Linked DNA regions of Homo sapiens: region 1 is linked to region 2. Evidence: chromatin contacts called from ENCODE Hi-C or POLR2A ChIA-PET data. All regions are on one chromosome and are shown on one strand. Each heading gives the region's core, a stretch centred on a gene start or an enhancer-like site at or near the end of the contact. The rest is flanking DNA. Distances are from core to core; before and after follow the strand shown.

Region 1 (5,356 bases), core at 1-2,500, 2.7 Mb before region 2:
CTTCCCTGACCCCACCCCCACGCCACCCACCCACCCCGACCTGGCGCCAGGACTCACGTGTATTTCCGCGTGAAGCACCGGGAGATGTAGCCATGCTCGTCCTGCCGCTCCTCGTGCTTGCCTTTGGGGGGAAGAGGGAAATCAGACTGCGGGGGAGGGGACTGCCTTTCGGCCCCGCTAGGCCAGAGGCCCCACCTCCTGCTTGGAAGCAGCCAGGACTGCAGGCTGGTAGGGATTAACAGAGGGGGTTGGGGATGGGGGCGTGCCCGCCGGTCTGGGCTCTCAGAAACTTCCGGAAAGTTCTTCGATTCAGAGTTTTGGGAGGAACGGAGCAGGGCGCGGAGCTGGGGAGTGAGCAGTACGCAGGCGCACTTGGAGCCGCGCACACGCCCACTCAGCGGCTAGAAACTGGCACCGCGCCAGGGAACTCCCCGCTTATCTGGGGATGGGGCTGTGGGTGGGAAGGGGACTCTGTAGAAAAGCGCATTTTCTCTCTTCATCGATGATCTTTAAAAAAATTTTTGTTTGCTTTTTTTTTGTAATGGCGCGGGGTCGGGGCGGGGGGGCGCGTCTCGCTATGTTGCCCAGGCTAGTCTTGAACTCCTGGCCTCAAGCGATCCTCCCGTCTCGGCCTCCCAAAGCGCTGGGATTACAGAGCAGAAAGCGCCCTTAGAAGCGACCCGCACTCCCAATTCCTGAGCAAGGGAATCAGGAGTCCTGTTTTTCCCGGTGCTGGGCCAACGTTTAACTCCCCAGGCCCCCGGGACCCCCGTTTCAACCGCACGCCCCCGGCCCTGCCCGCCCTGCTAGCCTCCTCCTCTCCCCTGCAGGAGCAGGGGGGCTCACCGGTGATCTCCACCACGCCATCCTTGGTCTTGACCGTCAGCTCGTCCGGGGCGAAGTGGTTGACATCCAGGGACACGCGCCAGCGGTCCGCAGTGTGCCGGATCTCCGAGACCCCGCTGCTGAGTTGCCGGCTGAGCGCGCGGCTGTAGGCGGGCGCGGCCACTGCGGGGCTCTCGATGGCGGCGGGGGGCAGGGGGCGCACGTAGCCTGGCCAGCTGCTGCCGCCTAACCACTGCGACCACTCCTCCGGCAGCCGGGGCAGCCCGAAGGCCTGGTCGAAGAGGCGGCTATGCGGGTACCAGTCGCGGAAGGGGTCCCAGCTGGGGCCCCGCAGGAGCGAGAAGGGGACGCGGCGCTCGGTCATGCTGGCTGACTCTGCTCTGGACGTCTGCTCAGAAAAGTGCGGGGCGCTGGGCTCGGCTGCGCTTTTATGCTCCTCCAGTCGGGTATTTTTAGCAGGCGGTGTTTGAGGTCTCTATTAATGGCAATGACCCGTTTGAGGGCCGCCCCTCCCCATGCACTCCTCCCCCAGCGTTCAGGGGCCGTGGGCGGGGCGAAGAGGGTTCAGCCCTCATCTGGAACCTTCTCTCGTTAAGGAAAGCAAATGAATTCGAGAGCGCGACGCTGGAGCCGTGCCACGGCAGGGCACTCGCCGGCCCTGGTGCTTAAGCGTTGCTGGCTGTGGCCCGTGGCCAGGGCCGTCCTTCTGTTAAGGAGGACAGAGCCAGACAGGTTGGGTTGGGGCATACAACTGAGAAGTGGCAGAGGCAGGATTGGAACCACACGCGTGTGAGATAGAATGTGATAAAAGGAGTCTGGTGCTTGAGCCCAGGAGTTGAGGCTGCAGTGAGCTATGATCTCACCACTGCACTCCAGCCTAGGCAACAGATCAAAGTCTTGTCTCTCAAAAAAATTTTAAAAAGGGGCTGGGTGCATGGCTCATGCCTGTAATCTCAGCACTTTGGGAGGCCAAGGCAGAAGGGTCCCTTGAGGCTAGGAGTTTGAGACCAGTCTGGGCAACATAGTGAGACCCTACTTCTACCAAAAAATATTTAAAAATTAGCTGGGCATGGTGGTGCATGCCTGTGGCCCCAGCTACTCCAGAGGCTGAAGCAGGAGGATCCTTTGAACCCCGGTGAGTAGAGGCTGTGGTGAGCTGGATTGCACCACTGCACTTCAGCCTGGGCTACAGAGCAAAACCCTGTCTCAAAATAAGTAAATGAATAAATACAAATACAAAAATAAAGCAGTCTGGGCTGGGCGTGGTGGCTCACGCCTGTAATCCCAGCACTTTGGGAGACCGAGGTGGGAGGATCACCAGAGGTCAGGAGTTTGAGACCAGCCTGGCCAACATGGTGAAACCCCATCTCTACTAAAAATACAAAAATTAGCTGGGTGTGGTGGCGGGCGCCTGTAATCGCAGCTGCTGGGGAGGCTGAGGCAGGAGAATTGCTTGAACCCAGAAGGCAGAGGTTGCAGTGAGCCGAGATCTCACCACTGTACTCCAGCCTGGGTGACAGAGTGAGACTCCATCTCAAAAAAAAAAAAAGAAAAAAGAAAAAAGCAATCTAGTAATCTGGTGTGGTTGTTAGGCGTGTGGACTTTGAAGCCAGACTGCCTGAATTCACATCTTTGTTCCATCACTAAGCAGATGAACTTGTGCAAGTTAGATTCTTTGTGCCTCAGTTTCCCCATCTGGAAAATAGAGATGATAATGATGGTAACAGTCATGCATTGCATAAAGATGTGTAAGTCAGCAAGGGACAGCAAATATGAAGGTGGTCCCATAAAATTATATTACTGGCTGGGTGCAGTGGCTGACATCTGTAATCTTAGCACTTTGGGAGGCTGATGTGGGAGGATTACTTGAAGCCAGAAGGCTGGAACAAGCCTGGGCAACACAGTGAGACCCCATCTCTACTAAAATTCAGAACAAATTAGCCAGGCATGGTGGCGTGGACCTGTAGTCCCAGATACTCAGGAGGCTGAGGTGGGAGGAGCACTTGAGCCAAGGAGGTCGAGGCTGCAGTGAGCCTGATGGTGCCACTGCACTCCAGTCCGCATGACAGAACAAGACCCTGTCTCAAAACAAACAAACAAAAACAATTACCGTGTTTTTACTGTACATCTTCTATGTTTTATTTATTTATTTATTTATTTATTTTGAGATGGAGTCTCCCTCTGTCGCCCAGGCTGGAGTGCAGTGGCCTGATCTAGGCTCACTCCAACCTCTACCTCCCAGGTTCAAGTGATTCTTCTGCCTCAGCCTCCTGAGTAGCTGGGACTACAGGCAAGTGCCGCGACACTGGCTAATTTTTGTATTTTTAGTACAGATGGGGTTTCACCATGTTCGCCAGGCTGGTCTTGAACTCCTGACCTCAAGTAATCCACCCGCCTGGGCCTCCCAAAGTGCTAGGATTACAGGCGTGAGCCACCGCGCCTGGCCATCTTCTATCTTTAGAAACACTAATACTTACCCTCATGTTGCAGCTGCCTTCAATATTTGGTGCAGTCATATGCTGTAGAGGTTTGTAGCCTAGGAGCAGTAGGCTAGACCATATGGCTTAGGTGTGTAGTAGGCTAGACCATCTAGGTTTGTGTAAGTCCACTCTGAGATGTTCCCACAATGATGAAATTGCCTAACAAGGAATTTGTTGAATGTGTCTGTTATTAAGTGACTCATGACTGTAATGGGTTGGCCTGAGGATTTGGTGACCTAATGCAGGTGATGACTTTGGCCCGGAGCCTGGTACATCATAATTATTGTTACCTGCCTGGGATTGAAGAGAGGGAAAAGGAAGGAGAATACATGGGGTTTGGCCATTTTCCCCCTTCCCCTAACAGCGCAGCTGGCCCAGATCAGAACCTCCATGGCACAGTGCTGAGAGGGGCCAGGAGGAAGATTACTGTCACATCTCCTACTATATGTATCTTTCCTTAAGAAGCACTGGTTGGCCGGGCGTGGTGGCTCCCACCTGTAATCCCAGCACTTTGAGAGTCTGAGGCAGACTTATTGCCTGGGTTCAGGAGTTCAAGACCAGCCTGGCCAACATGCCGAAACCCCGTGTCTGCCAAAAATACAAAAAATTAGCCAGGTGTGATGGGTGCCTGTAATCCCGGCTACTGGGGAAGCTGAGGCACGAGGATCATTCCAGGAGGCAGAGGTTGCGGGGAGCTGAGATCGCGCCACTGCACTCCAGCCTCGGTGACAGAACGAGACTCTGTCTCAAACAAAAAAGAAAAAACAAAAAAGAAAAAGAAACACTGGCCAGGAACCTCAAATGCCGCAAACTTGAATTAGTCTGGACTTCCTGTGTCATTCTGGGCAAATCCCCTCCTTTCTCTAGGCCTCAGTTTCCCTTTCTGCAGATTTTGATGCCCACATCACAGAGGGAGAGGGGAGCTCCAAGTAGTAGAGTCTGCACAGAAGTGCTTAGAGCCTGGAGCTTGCCCCTTGACCCTACCTCATCCATCTAAACACCAATGGGATCCTGGCTCCTATCTCCCAGCTTGGAGGGAGGGTGCTGCCCTAGGCTCCTGCCACAACCCTGACATTCCCTCTTTCCTGTCTTTGTAGGCATGGCCATTCCAGCCTTCCTTCTCCCCTGACTTAGGTCCCTGTTTTAGTTGTTGTTGTTTTTTTTTTTTTTGTCTTTTTTTTTTTTTTTTTTTTGAGCCAGAGTCTCACTCTATCACTCAGGCTGGAGTGCAGTGGCGCAATCTCAGCTCACTGCAACCTCCGCCTCCTGGGTTCAAGCGATCCTCCTGCCTCAGACTCCCAAGTGGCTGGGATTACAGGCATGTGCCACCATACCCGGCTAATTTCTGTATTTTTAGTAGAAACGGGGTTTCGCCATGTTGGTCTCAAACTCCTGACCTCAAGTGAGCCGCCTGCCTTGGCCTCCCAAAGTGCTGGGATTACAGGCATGAGCCACCACACCCGGCTAATTTTTGTATTTTTAGTAGAAACAGGGTTTCGCCATGTTGGTCTCAAACTCCTGACCTCAAGTCAGCCACCTGTCTCGGCCTCCCAAAGTGCTGGGATTACAGGTGTGAGCCACCGCACCCGGCCCTGTTATCCCTGGTTTTTAGACAAGGAAACTGCTGTGCACAGAGATTAAATGGCTTTCTGCTGTCTCCGGTAAAGTGCTCTCAGAGCCAACCTCCTGCCTCTCTAGTACCCAGGGCCTCCCACTTCTTCTGTCCCACTGTACTTGCTGTCCCTATCCTGGGACTGAGGCTCCACTCCTCCTACTTCTATGGGGAGCCAAGGCCACTGAAGTCTTGCCCTGCCCAGGCCCAGAATCGGGGCAGACTCCAGGCCACTCACCTTGATGAGCTGGGGAAGCAGCAAGTCCTCATGCCTTCTCTGAGCCTCAGTTTCCTTTTTGAGAGAGAGCTCATAAATGCCTTTCTCTCTCTCCTTTTTTTTTTTTTTTTTTGTTGAGACAGAGTCTCGCTGTGTTGCCCAGGCTGGAGTGCAGTGGAGTGATCATAGCTCATTGCAGTC
Region 2 (5,267 bases), core at 1,058-3,557:
ACTGTGCCTGGCGGCTGTAATTATTTTAAAAGAAGTTTTCTTCTTTCTTTCTTTTTTTATTTATTTTATATTTATTTTTGAGATGGAGTCTCACTCTTATCACCCAAGCCGGAGTGCAGTGGAGCAATCTTGGCTCACTGCAACCTCTGCCTCCCAGGTTCAAGTGATTCTCCTGCCTCAGCCTCCCGAGTAGCTGGGATTAGAGGCGTGGGACACCACGCCCAGCTAATTTTTGTACTTTTGGTAGAGACGGGGTTTCGCCATGTTGGCCAGAGACGGGGTTTCACCATGTTGGCCAGGCTGGTCTCGAAGTCCTGACCTCAGGTGATCCTCCCGCCTCGGCCTCCCAAAGTGCTGGGATTACAGGCATGGGCCACCGCACCCGGCCTTAAAAGAAGTTTTCTGGCCGGGCGCGGTGGCTCAAGCCTGTAATCCCCCAAGCACTTTGGGAGGCCGAGGCGGGCAGATCATGAGGTCAGGAGATCGAGACCATCCTGGCTAACACGGTGAAATCCCGTCTCTACTAAAAATATTTTTAAAAAATTAGCCGGGCGTGGTGGCGGGCGCCTGTAATCCCAGCTACTCGGGAGGCTGAGGCAGGAGAATGGCATAAACCCAGGAGGCGGAGGTTGCAGTGAGCCGAGATCGCGCCACTGCGCTCCAACCTGGGCAATAGAGCAAGACTCTGTCTCAAAAAAAAAAATAAGTTTTCTATGAAAAAATTTCCTGGTCTGGGCCAGTCGCGGTGGCTCACACCTGTAATCCCAGCACTTTGAGAGGCTGAGGCGGGCGGATCACGAGGTCAGGAGTTCAAGACCAGCCTGACCAATATAGCGAAACCCCGTCTCTACTAAAAAATACAAAAAATTAGCGGGGCATGCTAGCGGGCACCCGTAATCCCAGCTACTCGGGAGGCTGAGGCAAGCGAATCGCTTGAACCCGGGAGGCAGAGGTTGCAGTGAGCAGAGATGGCGCCATTGCACTCCAGCCTGGGCGACAGTGCAACGAGACTCCATCTCAAAAAATAAAAAATAAAAATAATCTCCCAGCTCGGCATGGTGGCTCACGCCTGTAATCCCAGCACTTTGGGAGGCCGAAGCAGGTGGATCACCTGAGGTCAGGAGTTCGAGACCAGCCTGGCCAACATGGCAAAACCCCCGTCTCTATAAAAAACACAAAAAGTAGCAGGGCATGGTGGCACGCGCCTGTAATCCCAGCTACTCTGGAGGCTGAGGCAGGAGAATCTCTTGCACCCGGGAGACGGAGGTTGCAGTGAGCCGAGACGCGTCACTGCACTCCAACCTGGGCAACCGTCTCAAAAGTAAATACATAAATAAATAAATAAAATAAGTTTTCTATTAAAAATTCTCCCTTTTAACTTTCGACTTGCCAGGCCAGCCCCAAATCCAGGCCCTCGTCACCTCCCTCTCGGATCCTTGAAGCCACTGCCGGTTTTCTGATTTTGGTCTTTTCACACAAAGGTCCATCCAGGGAATCCTCAGACACAGCTTTTGCCCCACCTCTCCCTGTAATGAGCAGCTTGTTGGATGGAGCCAGCGCTCAACGTCCCCCAGACCTTTCCGCCCCTCTAGCCATTTCCCACATCCCAGCTTCTCAGGTCTTTGCGGAGGCTGTTCCACTCCACGCGCCTGGCCTACTCTTCCTTAAAAGCCCATCTGAACTTTCGCTGATGCTGAGTTTCCTATCCGTTAAATGGTAATAATAATCCCCGCCCCGCTTCCTTGAAAGGATCCAGTGTGGTGATGGCTGGAATAATGCCTTTAATAAACAATTATCAGTGAGTTCTTCAGGAGGAGGCGTGAGCAGTGATCGCAAATCCCGCCTTCCTCCGCCCTCCGCAGCCCTGCAATCTCAACCGCCAGGCGACCCGCCCCTCGAAACGCACCAAGGGTCGAGCCCTGCCCCTCGAGATGTTCTACTTCCAGGCCCCGCCCCTCGAGACACTCTACCTCCGGGTTCTGCCCCTCGAGACGCTCTAACAACCCAGCCCCGCCCCTCGAGACGCGCTAACTCCAGACTCTGCCTCTCGAGGCGCTCTAATAACTAGGCTCGGCGGGTGGAGATGCTCTAACTCCAGGCCCCGCCCCTCGAGCGCCACAACAGCCGGGCCCCACCCCTTGAGGTGCTTTAACGGCCAGGCCCCGCCCTGAAGGCGTTGTAACAACCAGGCTCCGCCCCCAGGCGCTCTAACGGCCAGGCCCAGCCGCTTGAGGCTCCCCAACGGCCAGGCCGCGCCCCCGCGTGCGTGCGCGGCCCGGCAGAGCCGTGCGGGCGCCCGCGTACTCACTAGCTGAGGTGGCAGTGGTTCCACCAACATGGAGCTCTCGCAGATGTCGGAGCTCATGGGGCTGTCGGTGTTGCTTGGGCTGCTGGCCCTGATGGCGACGGCGGCGGTAGCGCGGGGGTGGCTGCGCGCGGGGGAGGAGAGGAGCGGCCGGCCCGCCTGTAAGTGGGGCCGGGTCGGGTGGGGGCGGCCCGCGGTGTCCCGGCTCCCGGCCTCCTCGTGGTCCGACCTGCGGTTTGGGCCCGCGGCTGGTGGGGCCCGGCGACTCCATGGGCCTCAGTTTCTCCTCTGGTAACGTGAGCTTCGCTTCCAGAGACGGGGACCCGCCTTGCCGGGTTAGGCGCACCTCCTGGGGCGGGACTGGCTCCAACCTGGGCCCCTTACTGCGGCTTTCTCTGTGGCCGAGGCCAGGCCGTCCCCGGGGTGGCCAGGAGAGCACCGTAAACTCTTCAGCCTGCTCCGTGGCCGCGATCTCGGAAAAAGCACCAATTCTGTGATGTGCAGCAGCATTTACTGGGCATCTATGACCCTGTGATAGGCTTTGGGGTCTTTTTCTGTAAGGAGTCCAGTAAAGGAGAAGTACATCTGTATTATGAACACCTAAATATGTAAGTGAAAAACACGGTGAAATAAGTTTCACTGAGGCCAGGCGAAGTGGCTCACGCCTGTATTCCCAGCACTTTGGGAGGCCGAGGCAGGGAGATCGCTTGAGCCCAGGAGTTTGGGACCAGCCTGAGCAACATAGCAAGACCCCATCTCTACGCAAAATTAGCTGGGTGTGGTTGTGCACGCCCCTGTAGTCCCAGCTCCATGGGAGGCCGAGGCAGGAGGGTGTCGTGAGTCCAGGAATTCAAGGCTGCAGTGAGTTGTGATAGATCGCGCCACTGTACTTCAGCCTGGGTGACGGCAAGAGCCTGTCTCTGAAAAGTTTCATAGAAGAGGTTAGTACTAGAAATGGGAAACACCAGAGAGTCAGTGGGCAGCCCTGCTCTTTTTATTTATTTTTCAGACAGAGTTTCGCTCTTCTTGCCCAGGCTGGAGTGCAGTGGCACAATCTTGGCTCGTTGCAACTTCCGCCTGCCAGGTTCAAGCGATTCTTCTGCCTCTGCCTCCCGAGTAGCTGGGACTACAGGCACACACCACCACGCCTGGCTAATTTTTGTATATTTAGTAGACGGGGTTTCGCCACGTTGGTCAGGCTGGTCTCGAACGCCTGATCTCAGGTGATCCACTCGTCCTGGCCTCCAAAAGTGCTGAGATTACAGGCGTGAACCACTGTGCCCGGCCAGCCCTGCATTTTTTTTTTTTTTTTTTTTGCAGGGGGACGGAGTTTTGCTCTGTCGCCCAATCTGGAGTCTAGTGGCGGGATCTCGGCTCACTGCAAGCTCCGCCTCTGGGTTCACGCCATTCTCCTGCCTCAGCCTCCTGAGTAGCTGGGACTACAGGCGTCCGACACCACACCCGGCTAATTTTTTGTATTTTTTGAGTAGAGACGGGGTTTCACTGTGTTAGCCAGGATGGTCTCAATCTCCTAACCTCTTGTGATCCACCTGCCTCGGCCTCCCAAAGTGCTGGGATTACAGGCGTGAGCCACCCTGCCTGGCCGAGTCCTGTTCTTTTATGGGGGAGGTGGTTGTTAGGGAAATCATTACTGAGAATAGGGGGCACATGAGGTAGTGTGGGGTCTCAAAGGATGGTTCTAGAAGAAGAGTTTGCCAGAAGGCCAAGGAAAAAAGACATTCCTGCCAATGGCAATACCCGAGAAGGCAAGGAGTCCCCAAACAGCATTTGGTATGACTTAAGTGTGAGGAGGGGGGCTTGTTAGACATGCCTGGAGAGAAGGAAGCAGAGGACAGATTGTGGCTGTGTTTGTTTGCAGGGCCCAGGAGCTTTTTTCCTGTTGGAATTGGGGAGCATCTGCAGTCATTTACCACATGCCAGCTTTGTGACTCAATTAAGTATCTTTTACAAAAGTGACTGGCTCCACTCCCCCGCACAGGACTCAACAGATGTTGACTTCTCATCCCCGAGTTCTTTCAGGTACTGGAGTGCAGTGGTGCGATCTTGGCTTACTGCAACCTCTACCTCCTGGGTTCAAGTGATTCTCCTGCCTCAGCCTCCTGAGTAGCTGGGATTACAGGCGCCTGCCACCACGCCCGGCTAATTTTTGTATTTTTAGTAGAGACGGGGTTTCACCATGTTGGCCAGACTGGTGGAACTCCTGGGCATCAAGATGATCCAGCTGCCGGGCCGGGCATGGTGACTCACGCCTGTAATCCCAGCACTTTGGGAGGCCGAAGCGGGCAGGTCACAAGGTCAGGAGATCGAGACTGAGGCAACAGAGCGAGACTCTGTATCAAACAAAAAAAAAAAATGATCCAGCAGCTGCCTCAGCCTCCCAAAGCGCTGGGATTACAGGCATGAGCCACCGCACCCGGCCTCCATAGAGCCTTTAATGCTTGTGTTCGGTACTTTTGCTTGTCACTTTGTAGATATCTCATCCAATTCAATCTCCCTTATTTTTATTTATTTATTTATTTATTTATTTTGAGACAGAATCTCACTCTGTCGCCTAGGCTGGAATACAGTGGCACGATCACTGCATTTGAACTCCTGGGCTCAAGCAATTTTCCCTCCTCAGCCTCCGAATAGCTGGGACCACAGGCGCACACCACCATGCCCAGCTAATTAAAGTTTTCTGTAGAGATGGGGTGTCACTATGTTACCCAGGCTGGTCTCGAACTCCTGAGCTCAAGCAATCCTCCCATCTCAGCCTACCAAAATGCTGGGATCACAGGCATGAGCCACCGCCCCCAGTTCTCAACCTCTCTTTAAGAAAACCAAGGCTGGGCCGGACACAGTGGCTCACGCCTATAATCCCAGCACTTTGGGAGGCCAAGGCAGGCAGATCACTTGAGGTGAGGAGTTGGAGACAAGCCTGGCCCACATGGTGAAACCCCAT

The links. A loop is a pair of places that touch in the nucleus more often than their neighbours do. ChIA-PET counts read pairs that join two places held with the same protein, here RNA polymerase II (POLR2A). Pooled maps may share reads with other maps.
Region 1: a pooled map shows a loop between it and region 2 (6-fold over the local background). The contact joins the promoter of HSPB1 here to the promoter of TBL2 in region 2. A Hi-C loop is called at or near these places in 5 of 50 pooled maps. POLR2A ChIA-PET finds 5 or more read pairs at or near these places in 2 of 52 experiments (Caco-2 and activated T-cell).

What each region holds. Positions count from the first base shown.
Region 1 is chr7:76,298,567-76,303,922 of GRCh38, reverse strand. It overlaps HSPB1 (heat shock protein family B (small) member 1), which reads right to left and starts at 1,250. Exons shown (of 3, transcript NM_001540.5): 1 at 847-1,250; 2 at 58-121. The coding sequence starts at 1,210. RefSeq lists a silencer at 4,217-4,511.
Region 2 is chr7:73,575,619-73,580,885 of GRCh38, reverse strand. TBL2 (transducin beta like 2) reads left to right here and starts at 2,307. Exons shown (of 7, transcript NM_012453.4): 1 at 2,307-2,466. The coding sequence starts at 2,337. RefSeq lists an enhancer at 1,656-1,725 and a silencer at 2,056-2,695.